2 separate regions of the Homo sapiens genome follow, and region 1 is linked to region 2. A link is a loop called in an ENCODE intact Hi-C map of the cell type or tissue named here. Cell type or tissue: Calu3. All regions are shown on one strand. Links, peaks and the distances in the headings refer to the core of each region. The heading gives the core; the rest is flanking DNA. Region 1 overlaps CACNA2D2 (calcium voltage-gated channel auxiliary subunit alpha2delta 2). Region 2 overlaps CACNA2D2 (calcium voltage-gated channel auxiliary subunit alpha2delta 2).

The links. A loop is a pair of places that touch in the nucleus more often than their neighbours do. Peaks named below come from ENCODE experiments on the same cell type or tissue, not always from the same donor. Only the 100,000 strongest peaks of a DNase experiment are listed, where the experiment ranks them.
Region 1: a loop joins it to region 2, with 2.4 times the contacts of the local background. A loop is called at or near these places in 4 of 110 quality-filtered maps.

The regions. Positions count from the first base shown.
Region 1 is chr3:50,424,044-50,432,850 of GRCh38, forward strand. All of the region lies in intron 3 of CACNA2D2 (calcium voltage-gated channel auxiliary subunit alpha2delta 2), which reads right to left. Among named protein-coding and RNA genes, the nearest start is that of TMEM115, 69 kb to the left of the region's middle. RefSeq lists enhancers at 1-423, 7,938-8,518, 8,519-8,807. In Calu3, for the core only: no CTCF peak of the experiment used is centred there; a DNase peak (open chromatin) is centred at 4,178.
Region 2 is chr3:50,366,985-50,375,791 of GRCh38, forward strand. CACNA2D2 (calcium voltage-gated channel auxiliary subunit alpha2delta 2) reads right to left here. Exons shown (of 38, transcript NM_006030.4): 21 at 8,660-8,721; 22 at 7,753-7,829; 23 at 3,336-3,396; 24 at 1,154-1,251; 25 at 828-918; 26 at 658-720; 27 at 410-513; 28 at 27-125. LOC127898564 (CYB561D2-LOC101928965) reads left to right here. Exons shown (of 5, transcript NR_183066.1): 5 at 812-1,213. It overlaps LOC101928965 (a long non-coding RNA gene), which reads left to right. Exons shown (of 4, transcript NR_183065.1): 3 at 453-537; 4 at 812-1,213. Among named protein-coding and RNA genes, the nearest start is that of TMEM115, 12 kb to the left of the region's middle. RefSeq lists enhancers at 4,287-4,818, 5,541-5,710. In Calu3, for the core only: no CTCF peak of the experiment used is centred there; a DNase peak (open chromatin) is centred at 3,797.

The DNA.
Region 1 (8,807 bases), core at 382-8,381, 57 kb after region 2:
GATCTGTGCGGCCATACCTGTTCCAACTGTACTGGTAGGGAAACTGAGGCTCACAGAGTGTGAGGTTTGCCAAGGGCTCAGTGCTGCTCAAGTGTGAGTGGGGGATGCAGCACAGGGTGTGTGAGGGCTTTGCTTCTTGGCTACCTTCTATGCTCTGGTTCTGGTCATGGGCACCCCGTGCCATGCTGCACCTGCCTAAGAGGGACCCTTGGCCACAGGTTCTTTTTTGGGGCAGTGCAAGGTCTGGACTGTGTGGGATGTGGTCCCTGGATGGGGTCTCGGCTAGACCCCAGGGAGCCCCGTGTACCCCAGGGAGACTGGCCTCACACTGCATCTGCACATGTGCTCTGTGGAGCCTGCCAGTGGGCAAGACCCTCTGCCACTGCATGCATGCACCCCAACACACACGCACGCGCTCTCCACCTCAGGACCTTGGGCCTTCTTGCTCCCTTATTCTCCCTTGCCTAGCTAAATCCTCCCTCCTCCCAGGTCCCCTAGGCCTGGTCAAGTATCCCCATGGGCTTGCCCCATGGCTCCACCCTTTGTGGTATGCATCACTGCCATCTTCAGCAGACTGCACTCCTCAAGGGAGGGGCCTAGCAGGTCTATTCGTGCTGTCCCCGTACCTGGTAACCTACTACGATGCCAGCACACAGCAAGGGCCAGTGCTCAGTAAACAGAAGCTGAAGCAACGGAACCTGAGGCACCCAGTATCCCAGGACAGGAGGAGCCAGGGTCAAGGTGGAGTCTCTTCCAGGAAAACCTCAGGTGCCCCTGCCCGGGTCACCATGGCACCTGGAGCCAGTGAAACCTCAGGGGTTAGCTTGGGGAAGACAGCTGAGGGTCTAGGAGGGTCCCGAGGGCCTTCTTGCCACCCTATCCCCCTACCTGGGTCTGTGGCACTGGCCTTCCCCAGCAGCACCCCTGTAAGCCAAGGTACCTCCCACAGGTACCCACTGCCACAGAGAGGCATCGCTCGCTATGTATTTTAAGGCACAGAAAGTGGGGCCAGAGAAGTGACTGGCCGCTCCCAGGGCCATGCTTCCACAGGGCCAAGCTTGTGGATATGCAGCTACCACCCCAGAACTCAGGCGTAGAACCCTGTGCCCTGCCTCTGTCACCCCCACACACCCTCTCCCCTGCAGTGGAAACTGATGCCCAGGCCAAACCTTCCAGGTTCCCCTCCCAGCCCCCAGTACTCCCATCTCAGCAGATTCAGCCTGAGTCAGTTCTGCTCACTCTCACTGCTAAGCCAGTGCCCAGGCTGGGAACTCTACTAAGATGCCTTCCTTCTTCCTTTCTTCTATCTTTGGAAATTCCACCTGCCTTCCAAGGCTCAGCTCAAATGCTACCTCCTCCAGGCTGTCTTCTTAGACTTGCCTGTCCCATGTTAGCTGCTCTGCACATTGGGACCCCACAGCCTGTTCCCCATCTCCTTGAAGTCTGGGCCCGAGGGCAGGGATCATCCTGGCCACCGGCTCGCCCTTCCTCACATGCACCTACCCTCCCCCAGCCTCGCACACCAGGATTTCAGAACGAAGGGCCAGACACTATTAAAACTCAATTAAAATTCTTACTTCTCTGATCCTAAATTAGGCTGGTTTGTCCCTGTGGCACCTGCAGGCCCTTTCCCTCCACCTCTTTGCATCTGCTCCCTTCGCCACCTGGGACCCCCGGAGAAGTGGGCACCATCAGGGGATCCTCCCTCTACGCAGGCCTTCTCTGGGGAGTGGAGACACATACATCTCCCTCCCTGGGGTTCATTTTCTCCATTCAACGGACTCTCATCTCCCTGTCCTGGATTCCTCTCCTCTGGTGGTGAGGTGCAAGGGTATTAAAAAGGAAACTCGGGGCAACAGCTCCCAGCCTGCACTTGGAGCCTTCTCTGAGTGGGACTGGCCATCCTCTCCAGCTGCTCCCCAGCAACCCCCAGTCGAGGTCCTGCCTCTAGGCCCTTGCTCATGCTCTGCCCTCCACCCGGCTTTCTCACCTTCCCTTCCTCCCCTGGCCTTCCCCTTTGCCCCAGTCAGCACCACTCTACTTCCTCCCAATCCCTGGGAGCTCTGGGAGGGCAGGTACACAGGCTCAGGAGCCAGGGTAAGCAAGGGGAACTGTGACGTTGCCTCACCCAGGCAGTGACCAGGGTTGACATCTAGTCTCCGACTCTGTTTTCTCATCTGTAAAACGGGCATTCTGCCCCACAGCAAGTAGAGACTGGAATCACACAAGGCCTAGGGCCAGGCTGGGGCAGCAGAGGTTTGCTGAATGACTGAGTGAGCAAGTGAAAGCCAGGGAGGCTGCATGGCACTCCCAGGGGAGGCACCTGGCATCAAAAGCAAGGCCGTAGGGTGGGACAGGCTCTTGCAGTGAGAGCTGGGCCTGGGGCAGCTCAGCCAAGGTGTCCCCACAGGAGGTGGGGTGACACCAGTCAGGACACCCAAGGTGTTGAGCTTCCAGGCCCGACACATGCCTGCAGTCAATCCCTTCCTCTGAACTTCAGCCACTAGGGAGAATTCGGTGGCTGGGTACAGGTGGTGGGGCTGACCCATCAGGCTCTGTGGGCCTCAGGAGTGTTGCACACCAGCCCCCTAGACCCTTATTTTGACTAGTAGGTGCTAGTCAGGAATGATCACAGCGCTTCTGACCCCTCCTGAGGTCCCTGCATCTTGGAGGAGGTCCCAGGAGAAGGGCCTGCTCCACGGAGCAGTTTCAGGGGCCAGAGAAGCTTAGCCCCAAATCCACAAGTCAACCTTTCCCAAGGCCTGGCAGGCTGGGCCAGGCCCTTGTCTGACCACCACTAGCTCAGGCGGGTGGCTGAAGACAAGAGAATGACTATTTCTCTTGAGGACCCTTGGCCATGTCCCAGCCATGTCCCACCTGCACTGTCTCCCTTGACCTTCCCAGGGAGACCAGCTCCCAGCTGGAGGCCTTCAAGGGGTCTCAGGATTCTCGACTGCCAGACAGAGATGCAGGCAGGGGAGGCCGTCCCCACACTCATGTCCAGCTGTTGGGGGTAGCGTCTTTGCCCAAGGCTCACGCTGACCCCAGGGACACTTGGGTTTACCGTCCCTTCCGCAGACATCCAGGCCACCTCGTCCAAGGAGCCCTCTCTGACTCCCATTCCTTGGTGGTCGCTCTGCCACCGCATGCTCCCTGGTTTCTCCTAGCGTTCACCACCAAGTCCCTTCCTTATCTCCTTGCCAGCCAGCTCTTTGGCTGCCTCCCTCTGTAGGCGGAGGGCCCCAAGGGTGCCCACACAATGGGTGTCCAACAGATTCCCAATCCCCAATGCTTCCCCCATCCCTGGGGACCCCCAGCTGGCTCCTGTGGGCGGCAACTTGCCAGGAAGCAGCGGCACTGTTTGGGTGAGGGGAGAATAATCAGCTGTAAACGCCGCAATCAGGGAGAAAAGGCTGCTTGGGCGCTTGGCGCCCACGCGTGCGCCTAATTGGCTCCACGTGTCTGCGGCTCCTTTCCAGAGCAGGAGAGTGGAAGGGTCAAGATCTCTTAATGTTCATAATGGAGGGGAGGCAGAAGCCATCGCCAGCCCCACATAAACACCTTTTAATTGCCCAGAGAAGGGTGGGAGGAGGCAGCCAATGCCACAGGATTTCCTGCCTGTCCATCTACCATTACTGCACCTTTTAGAGCTTCCCTAGTGTGGAGTCAGATCCCAGAGGCTGAGCCCCAGCCACAACCCAGAGCCACAGCGCTGGCAACTGTTCTACAAATGTTCACCAGTTTGCAGAACTCGTGTTCTGTTCCAGGCCAGGCCTTGGCAGTAGGCGACATCCATGGCCTGGTCCTCCAGGGGCCAACCTGTTTGTCTCACCCTCGTCAGTGAATGCACCCGTGGACTCAGCTGAACTGGCCTCCAGCTGCCTCAGTGCCAAACTTTCCCCAACATCTTGCTGCCTCCTCCAGGCAGCCTTCCTGTGACCTCTTTGGACTGAAGGGATCTTTCTCCTGCTGGCCCTTCTGCCTGCACCTCTCCGAGGCCCCCAGTATCTCCCTGCTGTGGCTCTCATGGCTGCATCTCTGTCCCGTTAGGCCAGTGGTTCTCAACTGGGGCAACTTTGCCCCCAGGCAACATTTGGCGGTATTTAGAAATATTTTTGGTCATGACAACTGGGAGAGTGGTGTACTGCTGGCATCTAGTGGGTAGAGGGCAAGGGTGCTGCTGAACATCCCACAGTGCACAAGGCAGCCCCACCGCAAAGCAGGATGCAGCTCAAGATGTCAGCAGTGCCGAGGCTGACGCCCTGCTTTAGATAAGGCTTTAGAAAGGAGGTGGGAGCTGGGTAGGATGGTCTCCTTCCTGACAAAGGGAGCGGTCTGCTGCCCCACAGTCCCTGACTCCCTCCCTGGCTCACACCTCCTGCCCCTCTGAATGCCCAGCCCAGAGCCCAGTTCCTGAACAGACCCGGTCACACTGCCAACAATGCATCACTTTAATTGGGTTAAGTGGCCATTAGCAGCAAAAGCAGGGCGGCTGTGTGCAGAAGGGTTTTTAATTTTACTCTTTAAATGATGCTCATTCCCCAGAGAGGCCACCAATGGTGGGAACAATGCCCACTGGAGCCCCTAGAACCAAGGCCAGAACTGCATGCCGCCCCCTCCCATCCATCTGAGCCTCATGGGGGTGTGGGAGGGGTGCTCAGTGTCTTGTCTTCACTGCCCAAGGAAGAAACTGAGGGGGCAGGGACTTGCCCAAGGTCACTAGGTCATCAGAGAGCAAGCCCCTGTCAGAGGAAACCAGTGTCCCATCTCCTATTCCCTTGACCCTGTCCCACTCTGGACAGCAAACACCACATGGCCACTAATGGTAGCACAGAGGAGGGCAGTGGCTGGGGAGCCATTTGTGGGGTCTGGAGCCCAACTATCTGGATTTAAACCCTGGTTTTGGCCAGGTGCCGTGGCTCACACCTGTAATCCTAGCACTTTGGGAGGCCGAGGCGCGCAGGTTGCCTGAGCCCAGGAGTTCGAGACCAGCCTGCGCAACATAGCGAAACCCCAGCTCTACTAAAACACAAAAAAATAGCCAGGCATGGTGACACACACCTGTAATCCCGGCTACCTGGGAGGCTGAGGCATGAGAATTGCTTGAACTTCGGAGGCAGAGGTTGCAGTGAGCTGAAATCCCACCACTGCGCTCCAGCCTGGGTGACAGAGCAAGACTCTGTCTCCTAAATAAATAAACCCTGGTTTTGCTGTGAGACCTGGAGCAAGTGGCTTAAGCTCTCTGAAGCTCAGTTTCCTCAAAACGTAAAATAGAGAGAGGAGAGTAACCCAGCGACCTGTGTGAGGATTCAGAGCAATACAGAGCATGCAGGCTTATTTCAGGTCCGGCACTTGGTGGGCACTCAGAGGCCAGTAATCCTGGGAAGTAAAGATTTCGACCATTTTCTGGGAAAAATCCTGAACTCTGGCCGGGCGCGGTGGCTCACGCCAGTAATCCCAGCACTTTGGGAGGCCGAGACGGGCGGATCACGAGGTCAGGAGATCGAGACCATCCTAACATGGTGAAACCCCATCTCTACTAAAAATACAAAAAAAAAAAAAAAAAAAAAAAAAAAATTAGCCAGGCGTGGTGGCAGGCACCTGTAGTCCCAGCTACTCGGGAGGCTGAGGCGGAACAATGGCGTGAACCCGGGAGGCGGAGCTTACAGTAAGCCGAGATCATGCCACTGCACTCCAGGCTGGGCGACAGAGTGAGACTCCGTCTCGAAAAAAAAAAAAAATCCCTGAACTCTGAATCTACACAGAATCATCTGTGGCACGTTAAAACATCCTGATGCCCCGCCCCTCCACCCCTGCTGACCCCCCGAGAATCTGATGCGCTTGATCTGAAGCAGAAGCTGGGTGCCATAATTTTAGAAGCTCCTTAGACAATTCCAATGTGCAACCAGGGTTCAGAAATGCTGCACTAAGGCAAAGGTCTGACCCTTAGGACAATGGGAGGGACCTGAGGGGCACAGGCATGTTAGGAGGGGTGCTGGGCTTAAGCCTGGGGCTGGTGTCTCCAGGTGCTAGATTCCTAGCGGGGCCTCCCACCACCTCTGGTTTGTTTGAGGAAGGAGGCAAAAGGGCCTCCCGGAAAGCAGGTTTCTAGCCACCATGTTGATGTCCTTCTGGAACCTGCTCTGGCCTTGCTGTCCTAGCCCTGGGCTTCCCTTTCTCTAGGAACCAAGCCCGCTGAGCCTCGATACCCCTGGCTGTGTCTCTGAGAGGAGGCTGGAATCTCTCCCACTGGGGTCACCCCTCACCTAATCCTGGGCAGTACCTTCCCTTCCCCCATGGCCTCTCCTCTGAGCCACACAGCACAGGATGGTGCTGCAGGGGCACAACCTTCAAGAGATTGTTCACACTGTGGTCTTTACAAGTTGACGCCCCTGGAGTTGTGAAACCAGAAGTGCTGGGCAGGGAGGGTGCTCATGTCCTTATTTCATAGGGGGAGAAACTAAGGCCTGGGACAGCACTGGACTGAGAGTTCCACAAGGGCAGAAACCGGGCCTGTCCTTCATCACTGCACCCCCAGCCCTGAACAGGGCATGGTAAACAGTAGCCATTGGCGGATGTTGGTGAACAGATGGAGGAGGAATGTAATGATGAGGGGGTGGTCTTCCTGAGAGCCAGGCTGTAGACTAGGACCCAGCTGGGAGGGCAGGAGAGTCCTGATTTGGGTCCAAGTCTGCTATAAGAACTTAGGCACCTCCCTATTCCTCCCAGGACTCAAGACTCTGAGAGAGTGGGCCTTAGTTCAGAGGCCCCCATCTCCCTAGGTAGTCAAAGTTCCAAGACAGGTACCCCTCCATGTCTCTGAAGCTGAGGGCCCGGCCTGTTTCCCAGACTTGGGGATGCTGGTTGCTTGCATTGCAAGGCCCCTGATCTGGCCTGCTCCCTCCTGACTCTTGGCCCCAGCAACCACCCTTTGCAGCTTGGAGAAACTCGTTACAAACATCTGATTGTCCCTGATTAGATGAGACAATGAACTTCCGTCCTGTGTTGCTCAGCTCCCTCTTTGCAAGCCCCCAATTAGAATTCCAGCCCAGAGCAAAGGATTTAAATTGGATTACTGGATGGGGTCCAGGGAGAGAGGAACAATGTAGTGGGGGGTGGGGGTCCAGTCCCCCAACAGCCCTCCCTCCATATACACTCAGACTGCAAACAAATGTGAAAAAGGAGAAAGGGACCAGGACTTGATTAAAAGCACATTTAAAACATAATTAAAACCAAAGCTCATCTTCAACAATTAGGACCAAGCAGGGGGAAGGGTGATCCTCCCCCTCCTCTGGGGATATGGGCAGAAGCATCTCGTGTGTCTACAGCCAGGGGTGCTGCAGCAGGAGGAGTTCACTGCCCAGGAGCGCTGGGAGGCCATGAGCTATGGGCTCAGTGCACGCCTCAGGAATAATGTGGGGGAGTCAAGGGGCTGGCTCAGAGTCAGGGAGACCTGAGTTCAAATCTTGGCTCTGCCATATCCTGGCCTGATGCATGGCACCTCTGAGTCCCAGTGTCCCCCTCTGTGAAGCCAAGGTAGCCAGGGCTTCCTTCTCCGGGTTGCTGTGAGAATGATGCATGATAGACTCAGCACACGGTGAGTATCTGTCTGGTCAGTACATGCCTTTCCCCATCATTTCTCATAAAAAATAATTTCTGGGCCAGATGCGGTGGCTCAGGCCTGTAATCCCAGCACTTTGGGAGGCCAAGGTGGGTGGATTACCTGAGGTCAGGAGTTTGAGACCAGCCTAGCCAACATAGTGAAATGCTGTCTCTACTAAAAATACATAAATTAGCTGGGCATGGTGGTGGGCGCCTGTAATCCCAGCTACTTGGGAGGCTAAACCACAAGAATCACTTGAACTCAGGAGATGGAGGTTGCACTGAGCCAATACTGCACCACTATACTCCAGCCTGGGTGACAGAGTGTCTGTCTCAAAAAAAAAAAAAAAAAAAACAAAGAAAGAAAAGAAAATAATTTCTGTTTAGTGCCGACTGTCCCAGGCCATGGCTGGGCTGCAGGTGCAGTGGAAGGGAGAGACATCTGTCTCCCTCACATAGCAGAGTCCAGCAAGGGGGGTGCAGGGAGAGGGTTGGGACCAGGACCTCAGGCCTTTGGCTGCTCCTCCCAAGCTATCGGAGTTGATTGTTCCTTTAGGGGTGGGGGAAGTGGCTTGGAAAGAGACCCCAGCCCTGTGATTCCCAAGGGGCTGGGCAGGAGGCTGGGCCCTGGGCTCCACGCATGGAGGGTGGGTCAGGCGTCTTGTCTCTGCCACCACTCAGCACCCCTGCTGTGCCGGCCTGGCTGAGTGGCAGGCCGAAAGGCCTGAGGGCTGTCCCTTCCCGCATTTATCAGACAGTTCCAACACAAGTTCAGGGCTGGGTGCCCACATTTGTAAACTGGACAGGGGGCAGCAAAGCTAGGAAGTAGTGTGCAAATGAGGGGTCTGGAAGGAAGTGGGGTGGAGACAGGGTCGGAGAACAAGGGAAAGGCAGGAGAAGGGCATCCAGGCACGCCCAGTTCAGAAAGGTGAGAAGGTGGGGCGCGATGCACTGGCTGAGAGAGGCGAGCGTAATGGGCTGCTATCCCTGCAGAAGGCGTGGCTCTGCCTGCTCCCCGCTGTCTCCCACACTCATGTCCAGGAGATCCTGAAGGGTGGGTGGAGCCCTGCTCTGGGTCCTCTGGGTGGGAGGTCCTCAGAGTCCACCTTCTCTGGGAAGCTGGCCCCAAGAAGCAGTCTCCACCTATTTCATGGCCCCAGGTCACATAGGGACAGGCAGGGGATCCCATGGGGGACAGCAGGGCC
Region 2 (8,807 bases), core at 486-8,485:
TCCCCACCTCTGTCCCAAACATTCACCTGCTGGCCTCAGTGTGCGCCTGCCTAGGCTGAGCTCCACAGCTGTGCTGACGAGGATGCCCACAGTGTCATTCTCCAGCTCCAGCGGCCTTAACAGGGCTGGGGGTTGGGTGGGGAAGTCAGGAGTGGGGTCTGGCGGCCACACTGACCACTCTATGCTGGGTCCTACAAACCCAGCAGTCCAATCCCGGGATGACTCCAGCCCAAGCACCCAGCACTCAGGACAGTGTTTGGCACAGTCTATCCCTCTTTTCACGTCTGCCCTGGCCTCAGCCAGCCTTGTGTTGGAGAGGGGCCTCAGACAGCAGAGCCCAGTTCTGGCTGAGCAGACAGGGAAGCTGAGGCTCCCTGCCTGCTGCTGGGCACACTGCGGGGACACTCACCATCCTGGTGTGGGGGCTTGAAGACATAACCGTGGTTATCCAGGCTGCGGCGGTAGAAGCTGGCATTGAAGGGCTCAGGGTTCTCTGTCCAGTCCTCAGCTGCCCTGGAGCACCCAAGAGGCAGACTGGTAGGTAAGGGGTGGCTTGTCGGGGACAGTGGTCTCCACAGATGCAAGGAGGCCTCTGGGCAGAACAGATGCAGGTTCCCTGGCAGGGGCAGGGTTTGGGTAGTGGGATAGGTCACTTACTTGTTGGGGAAGACTCGGGTGATGCCACCGTCTGTGGCAGCGAACACGGCCAGTAGGCTGTACCTGGGGGTAGCAGGGGGGTGGGGTCACAGGCCTGCCTTCTGCTGGGCAGGTCCAGGGCCTCTGGGCCCATCCTAGCCTTCTGCCCCCACAGGCTGGGTGATGCCTACGTGTTGAGATCCTGGTCCCTCCACACACGCTCTACCAGCTGCTGCGTGATGCCCGTGTCCAAGATCAGGTTGTGCAGAAGGAAGTTGTTGCCTGGAACAGGAGGGGAGGGGTGGGGGTGGGGGCATCTTCTTGCAGCTCCTTGCCCACCCTCACCCCCACCCTTAAGGCTCCACCAGGAGCCTCCTCCATGACCTGGCCCTGGCCCAGGCCCAGCCCTTAGCTTGTGCCTGCTTATTTCCACACCTGCCCGGCCTCTGGGTTCCTCTGGGCTGGCCCCATGCTGCCTGGGCACTGCCCAGAGCCAGCTGCCCTGCCAGGCACTCACACTGCTTGGAGTCTGGAGTCACTTTCTCCATGAGCTCAATAAAGTTTTTCAGGAACTCGGTGTTGTTGTCTGAGGCATTCAGGTCCTTGCAGTACTCTCTAGGGATGGGGAGGGGCAAGAAGAGTGGGCTTGGGGGGCTGGACAGGGCAATGGGGTCAAGGCTTCCCAACAGGCCCACTTGGCCATTCACTGAGAAGCCTGGGCCTCAGGGAGGGGCACATGGGTTCTTCCTGGCTGCAGCTGCTACATGCCTGGCAGGCTGCTCGGGTCTGAGTCGGGGCAGAGCTGACACAAGAATGAGGGTCTACTTTCTCCATTCGGGCAGCTGCTTTCTCCTGGGCATGGCTCCGCAGAGCCTCCCGTCTCTCCGGTGTAGCTGGACCCAGATAGTGCACCTGAAAGGCCCCAGGAAATGCCTGGCGGCCTGCTCATCCACGTGTATGCCCTAGAGCATTCCCATGGGCACCAGATGGGACCCAAGTACAAGCACTGGCTTTTTGTCAGCCTAAGACCTCACCCTGCCTCTTCCTGGCTGTGTGCCGTTAGGTAACTCACTCACGCTCTCTGACCCTCGCTTTTTTCATCATAGCACAGAGGGTGTCAGAAAGTCAGTGGGAACATGTGGGTCCTCCGACTGGCTGTTCCCTCTGCCTGGAATGCTCCTCCCCTCAAGACCCTCACTGCATTCAGGCTCTGGGTCCAGAGAACATGGGGCTGTGGGGCGTGAGGGGGTCTGCTTGGGGCTTGCTGCCTAGGAAGTCTTGGGAGCAATCCCTCTACCCTGATAGGTGGAGCTCTCTCTCGCTCGACCCCTCATTCATACCTCTGCCACCAGGGACCGCTTCATTGTCCCATATGGCACTAACTGTGGGGCTTTTGAACGTGTGCCACTTCCCCAAGCTGTGGTAGGGCTCATGGCTTGGTAAGGGCACATGGAACTGGGTCTCAGGCCCCACTCTCTCCTTGGCCCCCAGGGCCTTTGTGCAGTGTACAGCCTGCACCTCTGTGCCTAGAGGCCACATTGGACACACCCAGGGTGACACCCACACGACTGTGCTTGAGATACACCAAGTCACTTGCAGTCTCTCCTGTATACACAGTATGCACGTGCACATTTGTGAGGTACTTCATTCACTCACCCTCCACGTATTTATTGAGCTCTTCTGAGCCACAGACACAGAGATGACAAAAACGAATAGGGTCCCTGCCTTCAAGAGAGCTTCCTCAGGGTCATGTGGGCCACATAGGTCTTTTCACACCTTCCCACATTCACTAACACACAGAGCCACCCCCACATTTATGCTCAGACTCTTACATATGTACATGGTGACTCACAAATACACACATCTACAGAGAGAGTCACAGAGAAACTGGGTGCATGCACATACGTGCACACACGAAGGTGAGGCATGTCCAGAGCCCCCGTGTGCTGCCTTCCAGTGCCCCTGGGTCTCTTGTCAGCTGCATCCACCCACCTGCCCTCATCCCAAGCCTGGGTCATGGAAGGGCTTCAGCACCCAGGGGACCCGGCCTCCCCAGACATGGGCCAAAGGCAGACGGTGTGTACATGAGAACGTGTGTGTGCACACTGAGCGTGCACTCCGGGATGGTCCAGGCCTGGGCTTGCTCGGGGCCCCGTCTCCTCATCTGATGGAGCAGCTCCTCAAAGCCCCCACTCTCCTCCCCCAACCCCCCAAGTGAAGTACCACGCCTAGACCCGGCACTGCCGACAGGGGCTCTGGCTGGCTCGGCCCCCAGACCCACACGAACACCGACTGACACAGGACAACGATGGGGTGCGGGGTTGGGGGGATGGGCAGGACACCACAAACCAGAGCAGCAGCTGCCTGGCGAGGGGTGGGCATGCCACAGACAGCCACCCCAGGGCGGAAAGGGCTCCTGCCTGGTTGCCTGGGAGGGCAGGGAAAGTCAGCAGATGAGTCTGGAGCCCTCCTGCCCCGGCCTGGTGGGAGCTAGGGCCGTGAGGCAGCTGGCCACTGCTGCCTGGTGCGGTACATGGCCTGGGTATGCACACAGCCGCGCATACCGGGCGATGTATGGGGGCCGGGGGATGACACTGCACAGGACACAGACACACAGAGCTCCAGGCAGCAGTGCAGGAGGTGGGGCCGGGGCGGTCAGGGTAGGGGAGGACACCTCAGCAAGGCCACACGCAAGCTACCTGGGAGCAATGAAAACGTGTCCTTCAGACTCAAAGCTGCTGGGGAGCAGGAACTCAAAATCTGCAACAGAAACGGGGGGTTATCCGGCGGGGGCTGGGGAGGCTGGAGGCCGGGGGGCTCAGAGCTGACGGGGCTGGAAGGACAGGGGAGAGGGGGGCTGGAGGGAGGGGGAGACACCAGCAAAGAGGAAACCCGCCATTTCCACGTCCAGGAGCCAGAGAGAAGGGACGGGCAGGGAGGGTGGAGGGCCTGTGGAGACTACAGCATCGCAGGAGGAGGGCAGTTATAGCCAATATGTTGCCCGGGCCTGGTCCTCTGTCGGCAGTGAGTCCCTTGGCGTGGCTGTATATGCTTCCATACGGCTGTATAGCACATATACACGGACACACACACACACATATATATACACACACTGCTATATATATGCATGGTCTGGGGGAGGCGCCAGTCTCGCTCTTATCACATCCATAATGGAAAAAACCGCATGCTGAGCTTCCTTTGCCTCCAAAGAGACTTTGAGGAAGGGAATTGGCTTTTGGCTGCGGATTTTTCTCTCTCTTTCTTTGCCGCAGCTGTTTGCGTTTTGGTAGGTCTTGCTTTTGTTCTGTGTCAGGCATCAACATGGCCAAACCGAGGGGGTTTCTCACGGGCACAAACAGTCCAACCAGAGACGGGTCGGGGCAGCTGAGGGTTCACTGCAGTGCATTGTCGGGGCTGGTGGTCCTCCCTGGGCTAGGAGGTGAAGGGAGACCCTCAAAGTGCCAAGGAGTGTTCCCACAGTGTGGGAAGAAAGTCTGAGGAGCTGGAAGGAGGACAGGGGTGCTGCTGGAAACTGTACCTGCTTCCCTTGGCTAAGGGCGTGGAGACGGGCTGGGTCTCCACCCTTCCTAAAACCTGTCTGGGCTCCAGGCAGCCATGGGGGATGCTAGGGCTCCAGAGAGGGCATAGGGCTGCTGTTGAGGCATCCCCAGTTGGGCCTGTGCCCTGGGCTTATGAGCTGTGCATGTGTGGGTGAGTGAGCATGCATGTGTGTGTGTGTGTGTGTGTGTGCCTAAGTGTGAGTATCTCTGTATGGGTTTGAGAGTGAACCTGAGGATGTGGCCGCTGGGGCTCCTCTGTGGCCTCTCCCTGCCCAGCTGGACTGGCCACCTTGCTGGTCTGCACCTGGGAGGGGTCCCTCTGCTCTTGGCCTGTCTCACTGTGGGTGGTCCACCTTCTTAGCCTGTCTCCACTTCTGAGCTCTCTTTTGCTCCCAGGGCTTTAATTGTATAGAAGACAGATTGTCCCTGATACCAAATACTCCCACAATGCACTGCAAGATTCTGGGGAAGGGGGCACTTGGGGTGCTTGGAGGGGCTGGGCAGTCACTGGTTGGACTGTTCCTTTCTGATAGGACTGTGAGGCAGGGTTTGGACACAAGCCGATGGGGAAGGGGTTGGGGGGAAGAGGAGAAGGAGGAAAAAGAAAAAGGAGGGCGAAGGAGCAGGGAAGGAGACTATGCTATGTTGTCATTGTTACTAGGGCCCTGCATTTCTGGGGTCACTGGGTGGGATGTGCGGGGGTGGGGAGAAAAAGACAACTCAAGCCAGTGGGAGTAGGGCACATCCCCCACCCCCGCCCTGGCCACTGGAGGTGGCTCTGATCCCTTTATCCCCTTTGCTGGACTAGGCTGGACAGGGCCCCTAGGGCTTCTTGGGTGCCCCTGCTTCCAGGTCATGGGGACATCCTCTTGTGGCTCTCCATGCCCCATCTGCCCAGGGATTCCCTGGGAGAGGTGGCTCTCTGAGACCTTTGTAATGCTGTCCTCTCTCACTCCCCTTACTCTCTGCCAGGGTCTAGGGGTTCACTACCCACTCTTCCAGAAGTCTCCTTGGCTTAGGCACCCCAGTGTGCCAGAACCCTTCCTTTCATACCCAGCCTGATTTCCTCCAAACACCTTTGCTGGCTCTTGGGGTCTAAACAGATCCCATTCCATCCCTGTCCAGGCCCCTGGTCCCCAAATCTGGTTTTATTTCCCCAGGGAAACACCTTTTCCATACTGCCAAGCCACCCCGGGGCTCAGCAAAGCCTCTGGAAGCAGCGGGCCGGCAGGACACGGGGACATCAGCACCTGTGTCAGTGCCCAGGAGGCGCGGGTCAGCCCTGCTCTTCAATGGCTGGGGCCTGCCCTATGCTGCCCTTTGGCCCCAGCATCAGGGCGTGAGGCTTCTGAGCCTTCTGCCTCCCTTCTTGGAGGGCTGCCAGCTTCTGAAGCTACTGCCAGAGATCAGAGGAGGGAGAGCTACCTCAGAGTAGGCCTTGTGGGCTGGCCCCTTCCCACAGCTTCACATGAGCCCCACTAGGGGCTGATCTACCCCCTGCATCTCAGGCCTCCAGCCCTGCTGAGTGGGAGGTGGTGGAGAAGCGTCCAGACTGTCCCTACTGTTGAGTTGTCTTAGAGGGACAGAGAAGGTGGGGGAGGCAGGGGCCTCCCCAGAGAGAGTGAGGGGTCCAAGGAAAGGGTTGTGGGCCCTGAGAACACGCCGGAGAACACCCTGCAGGCAGGGCCAGGGGCACAGGCCACTGGCTCTCATAGGGGCTTAGGAATCAGAGGAAAGGCAAGAACTAGAGGAGCCAAGGGGAAGCTGGGAGGGGGCCCTGGAGAGCAGGGGTTTGGCTGGTCCTGGGCAGGGAGGGGGGCAAGCAGGGGCGTGAGGATGGGAGGGGTGGGAAGAGGAGGGTGCACTGGTTCTGAATATACTTGCCCTTCAGTTTGCTGATTGGCACTGGGACAGTCCACCAAGAGAGAAAGCGAGGAAAACAAAAACAACACAAACACAAAAACAAACGAAAAGGGGGAGGGAAAGGGGAGGGGCACAAACAATATTTTATTCAATGGCTGTTTGAATGAAAATATTGTGTCTCATCATCATACCGAAAGGAAACTTCTTGCAAAAAACGACATGAGAGAGAAAGAGAGAGCAAGAAAACTCAAAGGAGATGAGCCCCCAGTCGGCCAGGCAGGTGGGGGGCGCCCGGTGGGGCCGGAGCCCCAGCCTCCCTCCCAGTGACCTCGGGCGTGGTGGGCAGGCAGGGCCACAGGCTCTAGAGACTCTCTCAGGAGAGGCCCAGGATGAGCAGGGCATGCAGGGGTGAGCCACAGGCAGAGGAGTGGGAGAGGCAGGGGAGGAAGGAGGGGGGCCAGGGAGAAAGCAGGGAGGGGGAGGGAGGAGGGGGATGGGGAATGAAGGAGGGAAGAAAGAAGGTGAGGAGGGAGCCAGGGGGCAGAGCGGAGGGAGTGTGGGGAGTGGGACTGAAGGGGGGGGGGTGCTGGGGTGGGGAGAGCGGGAGGGAGGGAGAGTGAGAGAGAGAGATGGAGGAGGTGAGCAGGAGAAAGAGGGAGATAGAGGAGATGCAGGGAGAAGAGGAGGGAGAGAGGGAAGAAGAGAGGACAGTGCGTAAGGGAGGGAGGTTGGATGCAGAGGGGAGAGAGGTAGGAAGTGAGAGGAGAAGGATGAGAGGGTAAGTGGGAACTGAGTGAGGATGGATGAGGAAAGAATGGAGAGGAGGGGGCAGAGAGAGAGAGAGGCACCATGGGAAGGGGGCACCACAGGGGTAGAGAGCTGAACAGGAAGAGAGAGGAAAGAGGGGAGGGGAGGGAGAAAGAGGGGAGGGGAAGGGAAAAGGGGGGAGGGGAGGGGGGAGGAGGGGAGGGGAAGGACTGGAGGGAGAGGAGGGGAGGGGAAAGAGGGGGAGGAGAAGGGGAGGAAGGGAGAGGGAGGAGGGGAGGGGGAGGAGGAGAGGGGAGGTGGGATTGGGGAGGAGGTAAGGGGAAGGAGGAAGGAATTGAAGGGAGGGGGAATAGGTGAAGGGAAGGGAGAGGAGGTGGAGGGAGGAAAGGGGAGGGGGGAAGGTGAGGGGAGGGGGGATGGTGAGGGTGGGGGGAAGGGGAGGGGGAAGGAAAAGGGGAAAGGGAAGGGGAGGGGAAAGGGGAGAGGAGAGGGACAGGAGGAGGGGGAGGAGAAAGGGGAGGGTAGGGGGAGGAGGAGGGGGAAGGGGAGGGGAGGGGAAGGGGAGTGGAGGTGGGTGGGGAGGGGAGGGGGAAGGTAAGGGGAGGGGGTGTCTTCCAAGAATGCAGCCCCCAGGAGTGTGTGGGGCAGGCAGGCTAAGGAGGGAAGACACGGAGTAGGAGAAACCAAAAACAGCAACCTCAACAGAAACCATGAAAGAATGGTCTGGAACCGAATCTGAGAAAAGGCAAGCATGCAGATTTCCACAGACTTTCGAGGTGCCCCAGCCTGCGGGCACCTGAGGGTGGGCAGACTGGGCAGGAGGGACTGCCTCGCCGGCAAGCGGCGCTGGCTATGCTGCCTGGGGCCGGCCAGGGTGCGGGGCAGAGGCAGGGTGCAGGGCGCAGGCAGGGGCCGGGCCACTTACACTTGACCTGCAGGATCTGGTCACTGAGATTGGCTTGGAGGTAGAAGGTGCTGTAGGGTGGGAGCACCAGCCCCAGGCTGAGGGGGGAGAAGCTCGGGTCACGGCTGGGGGGAGGCGGGCCACACTGGCACCCCCTCCCCATGGCCTTGGAGCTGGGCAGAGGCCCCAGCTGCAGCATCCCCTCCTCCCACCACCAGGGACCCCTCTCCCCGCTTAGCTGCAGGAGGTTCATGGTCTAGGGGCCGGCACCCTGGAGGCTCTCCACTTCTCAAACTCTCCTGGGGGCCACCGGGCAACCAGCCCCAAAGCAAATCCCCACACCATCTCCCCTCCCAGCAGCCTCTCACAACAGCCCCCTGCCCAGCCAACCTCCCTCTGACCCACAAGGGGCAGACGCTGCCGTGAGCTGGCTGCAATGCCAGTGTTGCCGTGGGAGTGGGGTCACCAGCCCCCAGATACTCAAAGCCAGCAGAAAGCAGGGCTGGCGCAGATATGGTGGGGGCAGGGGGTGGCAGTTGTGGGCTGGCATGGGCTGTGAGGATGCCCCGGCATTTCAGGATGGACTAGCTGTGTGGGGCAGGCAGAGGTCAGCCTGCACTGACCCAGCCTGACACACAAGGGACCTCCTCTGCCCTGAGACTGTGAGGCAGGCTGACAGCATGCCAAGGGCAGTATCCTGGGATGAGGAGACTTTGGATGACTGTGCTGTGCTCTCAGACCTGCTGCTTGTTCCTTAAAAGCCAGGGAGTCTCTTGGCAGACTAAGCATCTCAGGGTGAGTAGTGAGCAGCCCTGGCCACTGGTGCCCCACTGGGATGGTGGTCACAGTGGGAGAGGGAGGGGACAGCTGGGCTCAGATTCTGGGGCCACCCCACCCTCTCTGCCCGCCCAGCCCTGGCCTCACTTACCTGTAGTTAGTGCTCCTTATAGGCACCCAGGTGTAGTTCCGTGTCACCTCATCTATGTACCTCTGGGAGAGGAGGCTGGGTCAGGTACTTGGGCTAGCAGGCAGGGGGCGCTGGGGTAGAAGGGTGCCCACCCTGACTCCCTGGCCCC